2 separate regions of the Mus musculus genome follow, and region 2 is linked to region 1. Evidence: chromatin contacts called from ENCODE Hi-C or POLR2A ChIA-PET data. All regions are on one chromosome and are shown on one strand. Each heading gives the region's core, a stretch centred on a gene start or an enhancer-like site at or near the end of the contact. The rest is flanking DNA. Distances are from core to core; before and after follow the strand shown. Region 1 overlaps Rai14 (retinoic acid induced 14). Region 2 has its middle 6.0 kb from the start of Gm19276.

The links. Hi-C counts contacts between places; a loop is a spot of excess contacts on that map. ChIA-PET counts read pairs that join two places held with the same protein, here RNA polymerase II (POLR2A).
Region 2: a loop to region 1 is called in a map of T-helper 17 cell, with 1.8 times the contacts of the local background. The contact joins two enhancer-like sites. A Hi-C loop is called at or near these places in 1 of 37 maps with a recorded cell type or tissue (T-helper 17 cell). POLR2A ChIA-PET finds 5 or more read pairs at or near these places in 1 of 5 experiments (embryonic stem cell).

What each region holds. Positions count from the first base shown.
Region 1 is chr15:10,618,746-10,623,887 of GRCm38, forward strand. All of the region lies in intron 3 of Rai14 (retinoic acid induced 14), which reads right to left. Among named protein-coding and RNA genes, the nearest start is that of Gm10389, 21 kb to the left of the region's middle. Within about 2 kb of position 2,636, at least 1 of the 3 ENCODE cell types and tissues checked has a DNase peak (open chromatin) inside an H3K27ac peak, as active enhancers do.
Region 2 is chr15:10,820,442-10,825,583 of GRCm38, forward strand. No RefSeq gene overlaps it. Among named protein-coding and RNA genes, the nearest start is that of Gm19276, 6.0 kb to the right of the region's middle. Within about 2 kb of position 3,147, at least 1 of the 3 ENCODE cell types and tissues checked has a DNase peak (open chromatin) inside an H3K27ac peak, as active enhancers do.

The sequences.
Region 1 (5,142 bases), core at 1,386-3,885:
GTTATTTACAGTTTTATTTTAGGTAGGTCAAGAATTCTGTGGCAGCAGGAAGGCTTTAAGGATCTTGCTCCTCGGGGATAAAACAACTGGTCACTGGCCAAGCTAACACAGAGTGGCTTCTCGGATTCCAATGAAGCTGGAGAGGTGACACCTTAGTAACTAAGTCTTGCTTACTTACAGAGTGAAGGCTCAGCAGTTCAGAGCGCCAGCTCTTCTTCCAGAGGACCCAGGCTCAATTCCCAGCACCTGCATGACAGTTCACCACCATCTATAACTCCACCCCTGGGGATCTGAGGCTCTCTCTGGCCTCTGTGAACACTGTGCATATGTGGTGCACAAATACATTCAGAACACACCCATATAAATAAAATCCCAAAGGAAGGAAGGAAGGAAGAGGAGGAGGGAGGGAGAGATGGAGAAAGGAAGGGAGGAAGGGAGGAAGAGAGGAAGGGAGGAAGGGAGGAAGGAAGGAAGGAAGGAAGGAAGGAAGGAAGGAAGGAAGGAAGGAAGCAAGCAAGCAAGCAAGCAAGCAAGCAAGCAAATGCAAGCTCTCAAGTCCTACCTAGACCTCAGATTCTACTGAGTTATATATAACCTGTATGTATGTACTAGATCCCCAGTAGAGTTCCCATACACCTAAAAAAATAAATTGGCCTAAAAGAACAGATTGAAAGTCCCACACCATTATGTCCTGCCATGATGCCCATTGTTTCAATTGTTTTTAAAAAACACATCCTCTTGGCCTTTAAAACCTATCTCATAGCTATGTCCCACACAAAAAAAGGAATCGCTAGAGTGTCATGCTACATTGTAACAGGGCCTGCTCAGTTCTGCTTCTGCGGCTCAGCCCAGCCCTCAGCAGAGATGCAACCAGAAGACACAAACAAGCAGGCTCAGACTCAGGTTCAGGCTCAGGCTCAGGCTCAGGCTCAGGCTCAGGCTCAGGCTCAGGCTCAGGCTCAGGCTCAGGCTCAGGCTCAGGATCAGGCTGCTTTCATTTTGTGATGCTAACTGATACTTGGGATGCTTCTGCTTTTGACGGCTGGACCGATCCCAAGCTTTCAGTACTCACCAGCTCCACTGCTCTCTCTCAGTTTCCCTCTCTTGCTCCCCACCCCTCCAATGGATCCCCACCCCCTGGTGAGAAGTCAATTCATTGGTGATGACCCAAGCATCAAGCAGCAACTCCTGGCAGCCTGAGTATGGGAATGACAGCGGAGGCAAGGGTGGCCCTGTGAGAGGCTAGAGGTCCAGGCAGCACACTGTCAGCCAGTTTGTGGCTATATGGTGGTGGCTGACCTTTAGTTTAAAGTAACTGTATGCATCACCACCACCAATAGCTGGTAATCTACCAACACACCAGAGTATGGATTCTAATTTGTTGGTTGGGCTGTTCTTTAAGAAACAAACGTTAAACCAAAATCTGGAAGAATTTCGCCAAAAGCAAACATAGTCAGCTCCCTGGGGCACCTTAGGGGTGTCGGGACTCTTGGATAGATGGGAACACAATCCCAGCCCTGAAGCAAGGAGCCAGCAAAAGAGGTTTCCCTTCTGGCAAAACCAGTCAGCGAGATGAGGAACTTCCCTGAAACAAAGGTCTCGGGACCACGATGGGATATTTCTTCATCAGAAGGAGACTTGTGCTGCGATTCAAAGCCCATGAGTTTCAGTTTGGCAAGATACACGGAAAGAGTAAGCATACATCTTTTGATTCTTGATTACCAGGTGCAATGTCTATCAGAAGTAAAAATGTTCTCGGAGCTACTTCCAGAAGACCAACTTCTCAGGCTTTCTCATTTACAGAAAATCTTCCTCAAACTCAACTCTTGTCTCTTACAGTGTGGGCTCTCGGTACTCACATAGTTGAACCACTATGAGACTTTAACATCTCCCCTGACTCTGGCACCAACAGATTAAATTACAAATTAAGCAGACAGCCAACACTCAAACACAGGAAACCACATTCCCCAGATCCTCCGAACACTGGTTCCATACAACCCAGAGTCCAAGTATTCCCAGTTGCAGAAAGGGCAAGTCAAACCTCTTCATTAGACAAAGACACCGGGGTTCAAAGAAGCCAGGGAATACACAGAAGACCAGGATGTGAGTTCACTGCCCTAATGGCTTTTTCTTTGAGGCAGGGCCCAGGTATGCAACATAGGTTGGCCTCGAATTCACAGCAACCCTCTTGTTTAGCCTTCTGCGTGCTGGGGTTGCAGGCTTGCCTCTACACCCGCTCTCTGCCCTAATGCTGGGATAAGCCTTCTCCCTCGGCCCTGTGGCCAGGCCCAGGCCCAGCTCCTGATGGAAAACAGCTTTGCACAGTTGCTTAGAGCCAAGCGTTTCATTTTTGCAGCAGGAACCTCACATCCCTGACCACCTAAACTTGCTTCCATTTTCCTTGTATGCGTCTTAGAAGATGCCACTGTGGAGAGAGAAAAATTAAGTCATCGTAGGGAAACCCAGGAGTTAAGTCTTTTTATTATGATTTCACCCAAAGTCTTGGCCATGGAGCAGAAAGCTGTGTGTGGGACGACCTGGCTCTCTCTCCTCAGGCGCAGCTTCTGTCACTCTCCCTAGGCACTGGGCTCCAGCCCACTGGCTCGCTGTTTCTTGGACCCACTGAACACCACCCACCTCAGAGTCTTGCTTTGCCACACTGGGAGAGCCAGTATGCCAGGCAAGTTCAGCAATCTGCTCTGTGCTGCCTCTCCCTGGTTTAGTCAGAGCGGTGCCCGCCCTCTTCACTTTCCTCACTGCACCTGACAATCCTCTGAAGGGCCTCTGCTTCTGTCCATCTCTCCCGTCAGACCCTACACTGACAGGATGGGCGCTCCAGCTTGCTTTCTTCAGCTTCCACAGCACACAGAAGTGTTGTCTAGTTTTTGCTTTTTTTTTTTTTTCTTCAAGGTATTATAAAATTTCCCCTTTGGTTTTGTTTTTGCCTTTCTCAAGTCTAGGTCCAGGAATGAACTGGCATAACTATAAGTTATCGTCTGGTTGGAACACGTGTTCTTGAGAAAGAAACGGTGTCCTTGGACTGAATGTTATTTTGCTTCCTAGCCCAGGTGCACGGTGGTTTCTAGCAAAGTCTTAGGGCCACCAGCAGCAGCAGCAAAGGACAAGGCAGAAAAGCAAGTACTAAGGGTCTTGGCCAGCAGGCTCGAGGGTGATTTTGATATACATTTGGTTTTTAGGGTCAATGGCATGGCATAAAGAACATGAACTACACATTGTTTCAGTTTCAACCCTACCTTTTCTCATCATTTAAGGGTCTGGCCTGGGCCACTACATGAACGAACCGAAAAGAGGTCATGAAGTCTGAAAAACTAGAAGGAGACAGACCCACAGGTTTAGGGGCACCCATGAGTCACTCAAATTCATTAACCTTATGCTACACATCTGGGCCCACAACCCTGTTCAGTTTTAAAACCGCAACTCGATCACAACCTAAATGTTTTATGGCACGGGCTTATTTCAACATCTTAATCTTAGGTCGCTGAGCTCAAATGGGGCTGGGCGTATGGATAGTCCTTCCACGAGAGATAAAAGGTCCCATCCAGAGGACAGTCTCGCTTAACAGCTTCAGTTATAAAAGACCCTGGAAAACCAAGTTACTCTCTGCCAGAGGAGTTGTAACTCCATTGGTCCGAAAGAAAAATCTCTACAGCATGAACTGCCACTACTGACTGGCTTTCCTCGATTTTAAAAACAATTTAATCGTGTGTGTGTGTGTGTGTGTGTGTGTGTGTGTGTGTGTGTGTGTTGCCAATATACAAGTGCCATGTTGGGGGGGTGCTCCAAGGGCCACCTCAGGTGTTGGTCCTTGCTGTCCACCTTGTCTAATGGTCTCTTTGTTGTTCACTGCTGCATACAGTAGGCTAGCTGGCCCTCCAACTTCCAGTCTCTTCTCCCTATCTCTCTATGGGAGTGCTAAGATTATAGAGATGTGTGTCACTGTGCCAAGTTTTTATATAGGATCTGGGGATTCAATGCTAGGTCTTCATTCCTGCATGGCAAAGCGCTCTGTCTACTGAGTCATCTGCCCAGCCCTGATGTCCTCAACTTTAGAGACCTGTATAATGCCACCACGGGTCATGTTTCTACCAGAAATCCATGGAGCAGACTGAGAAATGGAAACTTCTGTTGCCTCCTGACTGGCATAAAAAAAGGGGAGAAGCATATAAAAACAGTGTTGCAGTTTGATTGCGTGTGTCTTGCCTAAAGCTCAAATTGAAAGTGCCAGATCACTAGGTGAAGATCATGGAGCCTTTAAGGAAAGGTAGGGCCTGCCTGGTAGAAGTTAATAAGAGGGTATACACTTTCCTCAGTCTGCGATGAGGTAAGGGGGTCTCTGCTGTTCTCACTGCCATCAATGGAGCCAGAGTTCATCCTGCAGCATGAGTCCCACCAGGACAAACTGACACGGACACTTCTATCCCTTGTTCCCAATAGGTGTTTTGTCACCGAAAGAAGGAAAGTAATTACCATAACGATGGGTGTTGGCTTTTAAGTGTCCAGGGTTGCTATTAATTGTAGCCAGAAGTAGTATTTCTGGGGCTGGGTTGTCCTGGGGTCTGGGCCAGGAGCGTGGAGACAGAATTGAAAGATTATTTATTCTAAAGCTAAGAAACCCTACTGGGCAGGGGTGTAGCTCATGGGCATGGCACTTGCTTGGTATGTGTGAGGCCCTGGGGGCTGGGAGTGGGTAGGGGGTGGAATCCTTGGTTAGAGCATAACACATCCCTAGACTCGAGTACCTAGAACGCACAACAGGTGATGTGTACTAAGGCTAGAGTTTCCGGGTTTTTTTCTGAGTTCTTCCTGTGATGTTTGTCCCAGGATGAGGGAACCATCAGAAGAGAGATGCTGAGGAAAGCTGAAAGGGGAGTGATAAATGGACTGTGGTAAACATAAGACAAAGGGCAAAGTGCTTTGTCTCGTATGTCAACCAACAGTCCCTTAGTTGGCTCTAACCCTGGCGGTTTGATACTGAAACAAGATAAGTGCAGCCCTTTGGGAACTCCGTGGAGGTTACAACACAAGGGGTGGCATGCAGGAGAGAATCTGGAAACACTACCTCAGTCTGTGTCTAACTCACTGGGATGAGTTTTGAGGGTCGGTGGCACTTTGTAAGGATGC
Region 2 (5,142 bases), core at 1,897-4,396, 200 kb after region 1:
CAGCAGTGACACAGAGTGGTACTGACACTGTTGCGAACTGCTCATTGGAACAAGTGAAAGCGGTCTATTAACTGAGCAAAACTTGGCAAGGTAGGAGAGGAAAAAAAATCCTTAGTTCTTTTATACTGTCCTCAGATAACATGAACGTGTATTCTCCACCTCTGGGGGAGTTCTCAGACTGTGCTCATAACCACTCCAGGAAAGTTTATATAATATAAAGTAAAAATCCACCCTGGGTCCATGCTTTAAATTCCATCAAGTGTATTATAGTCTCTCTTTCCCCATGGGATTAGTGCCTTTTGGCTGCCACAACAGCTTACCACAGATTTGCTGGTTCAGAACTTATTCTCTCACAATTCTAAAGATGTATTGAAACAGTTAATTCCCCAGCCTTCAAATTAGGTCATCTTGCCATCCATAGAGAGAAGCTCTTATAAGCATCACCCGTCAATAAAACAGCCTATGGCCAATGATCTGAGGCAGGAAATAGGAGGTGGGAGACTAGCAAGGAGAGAGCGGATTCTGGGAATTAGTGAGAGGTGTGTGCTGAGTTCTGCTTGGTCATGTGGAAGGGACTGTGTGATGTGGTTTCCAACCCTGGAACAGAGCTGACAGGAAAGCTGTCCGAAGCAGAACACAGGCTGTCAGCTTGAACCCCATGATTTGACTTCGGTCTGTTTTTTTGTTTTTTGTTTTTTTTTTTTTTACCACTCTCAAACACACCTTCTTTCAGGAACCCCTCTTCAAGCCAAAGGTGGTCTTTGGCAGGCATGAGAGATTTGCCCAGGGACATAGAGGAGGTCAGAAGTATGGGAGCTGAGCAGAGGTAGCCAGGCACATAGTTGAATTCAGAATAGAATAAAGGGGAGATTCCCCCAGGAAATCTGAGCTGACAGATATAAACAATGAGGAGATTCACTCCAGACTTGGAGCTTTCAAACCTGGCAGTGGGTGGGAGACCCAAGCCTGCCAAAAGGGTTCCCTTTTGGTTCCATGGCTCCAGTTCTCTCCACCATGGCAGTGGTAGAGAAACAGTCACTGAACCATAGGATGGCTTCCACAGGGCCTTCTGAGTCCAGATGTTTGAAGCAGTGTCTGATAACCTTTTCTTCCTGGGTCACTGCTGTAATCAAGGCTTGGAACTGTCCAAGCTACTGCACTGGTTGGCTCCTAAATAGACTCAGTATTTGATCATGGTGGTGCTCTCCCAGAGTCTGAGGGTGCTCAGTGGTTTGTTTGTTTGTTTAATTTGTTAGATTTACTTATTTTTGTTTTATGTTTGCGGGCATGCATATCTATATACCTATGCACTTCAGACATACAGTGCCCATGGAGGTCAGAAGAAGGTACCAGAGCCTGTGGAACTGGAGTTACAGATGTTTGTGAGCCATCATGTGGGTGCTGGGAATTGAACCTGGGTCCTCTGGAAAAACAGTCAGTGCTTTTAACCATGGAGCCATCTTCTTTTTAAGTCTTATCAGCCTTTCCCTTCTCTCTAGAAGTCTGCGAGAATTCTGAAGTCAGGATGCCAGCAGGGCTTTTCTCCTTTAAATGGCCATAGGGGAGACTCTTTCTCTGCCTTCTCCAGCTTCCCTTGTTCCACCAGCCTTAGCTTATGGCTATGTCTACTTTAATCTGTATTTTTGTCTGTACACAGCTTCTCTTCTTCCTATTTCTTCCCTGTGTGTCTCTTACAGATATGATCATGGTTGGATTTAGGGCCACCCAGATAATTCACCATGCTTAACTTTACTAATTTTGCAAATGCCATTTTCTTCAAATAATGGCATATGCACGGCTTCTGAGGGCCATGCCACCAAAATGTCTTTCATGGCACTACTAGGCAATCCATCACACCCAGCTGAGGCCTGTATTAATTTGAATATTAAGTGACTCGTGTGTGTGTGTGTGTGTGTGTGTGTGTGTGGTGTGGTGTGGTGTGTGTGTGTGTGTGTGTGTGTGTGTAAGAGAAATTTCTCCCTTGGGCATTCTATTCTTCTGCCACTTCTGTTCCCGGTCTTGACACCCCCAGGGACTGGCCCAAGAGCAGCTTGGAGAGAAAGGGAGCAGGTAGGCTGAGGTCTACTTGGCTGCTGCCCATTGGTTCTGGGTGCTCTTGTAAATAGCACTGTTGGAGGGTGACTTCTCGCAGAGGGATTTTCACAGATCATTGCCCTTCTGTGATCTCCCCTAGCCTGTGGGAAGCACAGGTCCCTCCTGAATCCATGTTATTCTGGTGCTGATCTCCCCAGCAGGAGCAACACCAGCTGTGACCTGTAGAGTCTCCAGGTGGAATTACAGTTCAGTTCAGGTGTCCCTTGCAAGAGACCATGGTGCTGTGACCACCTGGAGACAGATTTCAAGGGTTTATGAATTTTTTACCCTTAGATTACAAGGATCAGACCTCCCCACTGCTTCTTCCATGGGCTAGGAGAATTCTATAAAAGACAAAGGTAGCCTGAAGACAATGTTTTGGCAGTTAAAAACAAAACAAAACAAAACAAAACAAAACAAAACAAAACAAAACAAAACAGTTCAGTTCCCACACCAGGCAGCTCACAACAGCTCCAAATTCTGACATATCCAATACTCTCCTCTAGTCTCTATGGGCACCTGCATGCCTGTACACATATCCACACAGACAGACATACCCATCATTTTAGAATTAAATGAATGGAAAAAGAAAAGATATTGCTATAAAGTTGCCTTTTGGTTGCTGCTTCTGTAATTTATAAGGTAGTGATGGATAAATCCCAGAAACAGAGCATCAGTAGACATGAAGATCGATTCAGCAAACCTGTGATGCCTGTTTATAAACGCAGAAGAGTCTGGCTACTGAGATAGGAGGAAAAAATGACCCAGGATGAATGTGGCAGTGTTCCATCCCCACAGTCCTTCTTACTAATGCCAGTGAAAATGCTCCGTCAGAGTAGATGAGGATGAGGGTTGGCGTGAGATATTTGGAGGCTCGTGTTAGGACATGTATCTGAGGGAGATCTTGTGTTAGGGATGCTTACTATGGCTTGCTGTCTAGCAGGGTTCTGTGAGTAACTACATTTAAATGTTCACTCCTCTTCAGGCCCTGCCTGCCTCAGCTGAGGTTCAGCGACTCCCTCATCCTCTGCCGTCATTACTGAGGCAGCTACCCAGCCCAGCAAGCTTAGTTTGCAGCCAGAATCCTCTGTCAGTATCTGTCAAGGTCACAGCACGGGAAACAGAATCCCATCTAGCTGGTTTGTTCGTAGAAGCTTTAACGAAGGACTTCTTTGTAGAGGTCAAGGACTCTCTCTGTGGTCACAGTCAAGGGTTCCCACAGACACTAAGGGCAGAGCAGGCAGAGAGGGGAACATCGGAGCTTAAGGGGTAAAATGTGAAGGGAACCCAGAGACTACAGGAGAGAGACAGGCCCAGTAGCAACCGTGGCTCACCGTACGCAAGGAATGCTTCTGGGTCCCCATCATGCCCTCATGCCCTCAGCCATTCCACCCACAGCTGCAGTCTCACCCTGACAGCTTTCCACCTAAAGGGAGACAAGTGTCTTTCTGATTTATTTCTACAGCCTTCTCCGAGGCTGCACCTGCTCTGTGGTGCTTAGAGGCGCAGCCAGGAATGCTGGGAGAGTCGGTGCCCCCAAGGCAGCCAGGCAGCGGTGGGTTGGGTGTCAGAGTGGGTGGAAAAAATGCTGTCTTCCATCTTTCAGGAGGAAATTCCAAGAGACATTCTGTAATTCCTCAGAGATTCTCCCCATAGGCAAATGCTAGTTGTTCTCTGCTGGGATCTCCATGACAGCTTCTTTGTTTCGCTGAGATAGACTTTTGATATGCAAGTGCAGCCTGGCTTGAATTTAGGGCAAGTCTCTTGCATCAGCCTCCCAAGTCCCAGGTCTTAGGTGTGAACAACTATGGCAATTCAGTTATACTCTTTTGTTTTTTTAAAGTTAATTTTTATTATTTTAAATGATGTGTGTGTGTGTGTGTGTGTGTGTGTGTGTGTGTGTGTGTGCATGCGCACATGAGTGAAGATGCCTGAAGAGGCAGCAGATCCCCTGATGCAGGAGTAACAGACAACTGTGAGTCCCATGGATGCTGGAAACTGAACTCAAGTCCTCTGAGGAGCCGCAAGTGCATTTAACCTCTGAGATGCTTCTCTGGCCCCTCAATTACTCTTTGCACTTCTGTCTCTCTCCTAGCTGACCACCCTGACTCCTCCTGCCTTGGAATCACCTTCCAAATGCATCACTGGACTTTGTCTTTGTCTCAGGCTCTGCTCACTAAGGAGCTCCTCTCAGATGTGGACAAGCATAGCTGCAGTCAGAATAAAAACCTCTGAACAGGAAAGACTAGCGGAAAATGTGACCTATACCCCCTCTCTATTACTCTGCAAACTCTGCTAGGTCCCTCATTGGCTCAATCAGCACAAAGCCACTAGGCAAGGAAGCCTAGGGGACAGGATCTTTCAGAGGAAGGCAGCTCAAGATAGGATTTAAAAAGAAAGATGAGGAAGAAGTTAGATACTTGTAGTTAATATAGGAAACGTTATAATTGTATTATGCTGAAGGTCATCACACAAGGTTCACACTCTAGATCCCTAACTACAAACCTAAGCCTAGCTCCCCAAGGCTGTGACATATCTGAGCTGAAGGTCAGGCCCAGCTTAATAGGAGTCTCTGAGTGAAGGTCAGGATCCTGAAGGAGACTCTCCAGCTGCAGTGTGGATCGAGGTGGTGTCTCTCCAGATTATGCAGAGCAGAGCCTTACTCGTGGTCTCTGTTTATACACTGTCCAATGGGCATCACGGGGTTCTAGGCTGGTGTTTGGTTATCTTGACCAAATGACATCAGTGGGTTTTGATTATCAGGTGTAGCCTTGGGTATAACCAGGCTATTTTTATATGTCTAAAAGGCATTTCTGTACTATGTTCATTACAAAAAAAATAGGTATATGTCCTAATTTGCTTCTTTGTTGTTATGATAAATACCACCACTAAAGGCAGTTTGGGGAAGAAAGGTTTTATTTGGCTCACATATCCAGACCACAGTCTACTATTGAGGGAAATCAGGGCAGGAACTCAAGCAAGAGCAGAGGCAGGGACAATGGAGGAAAGCTGTCAGCTGTCTTGTTCTGGGTCATTTACTCAGCTTGC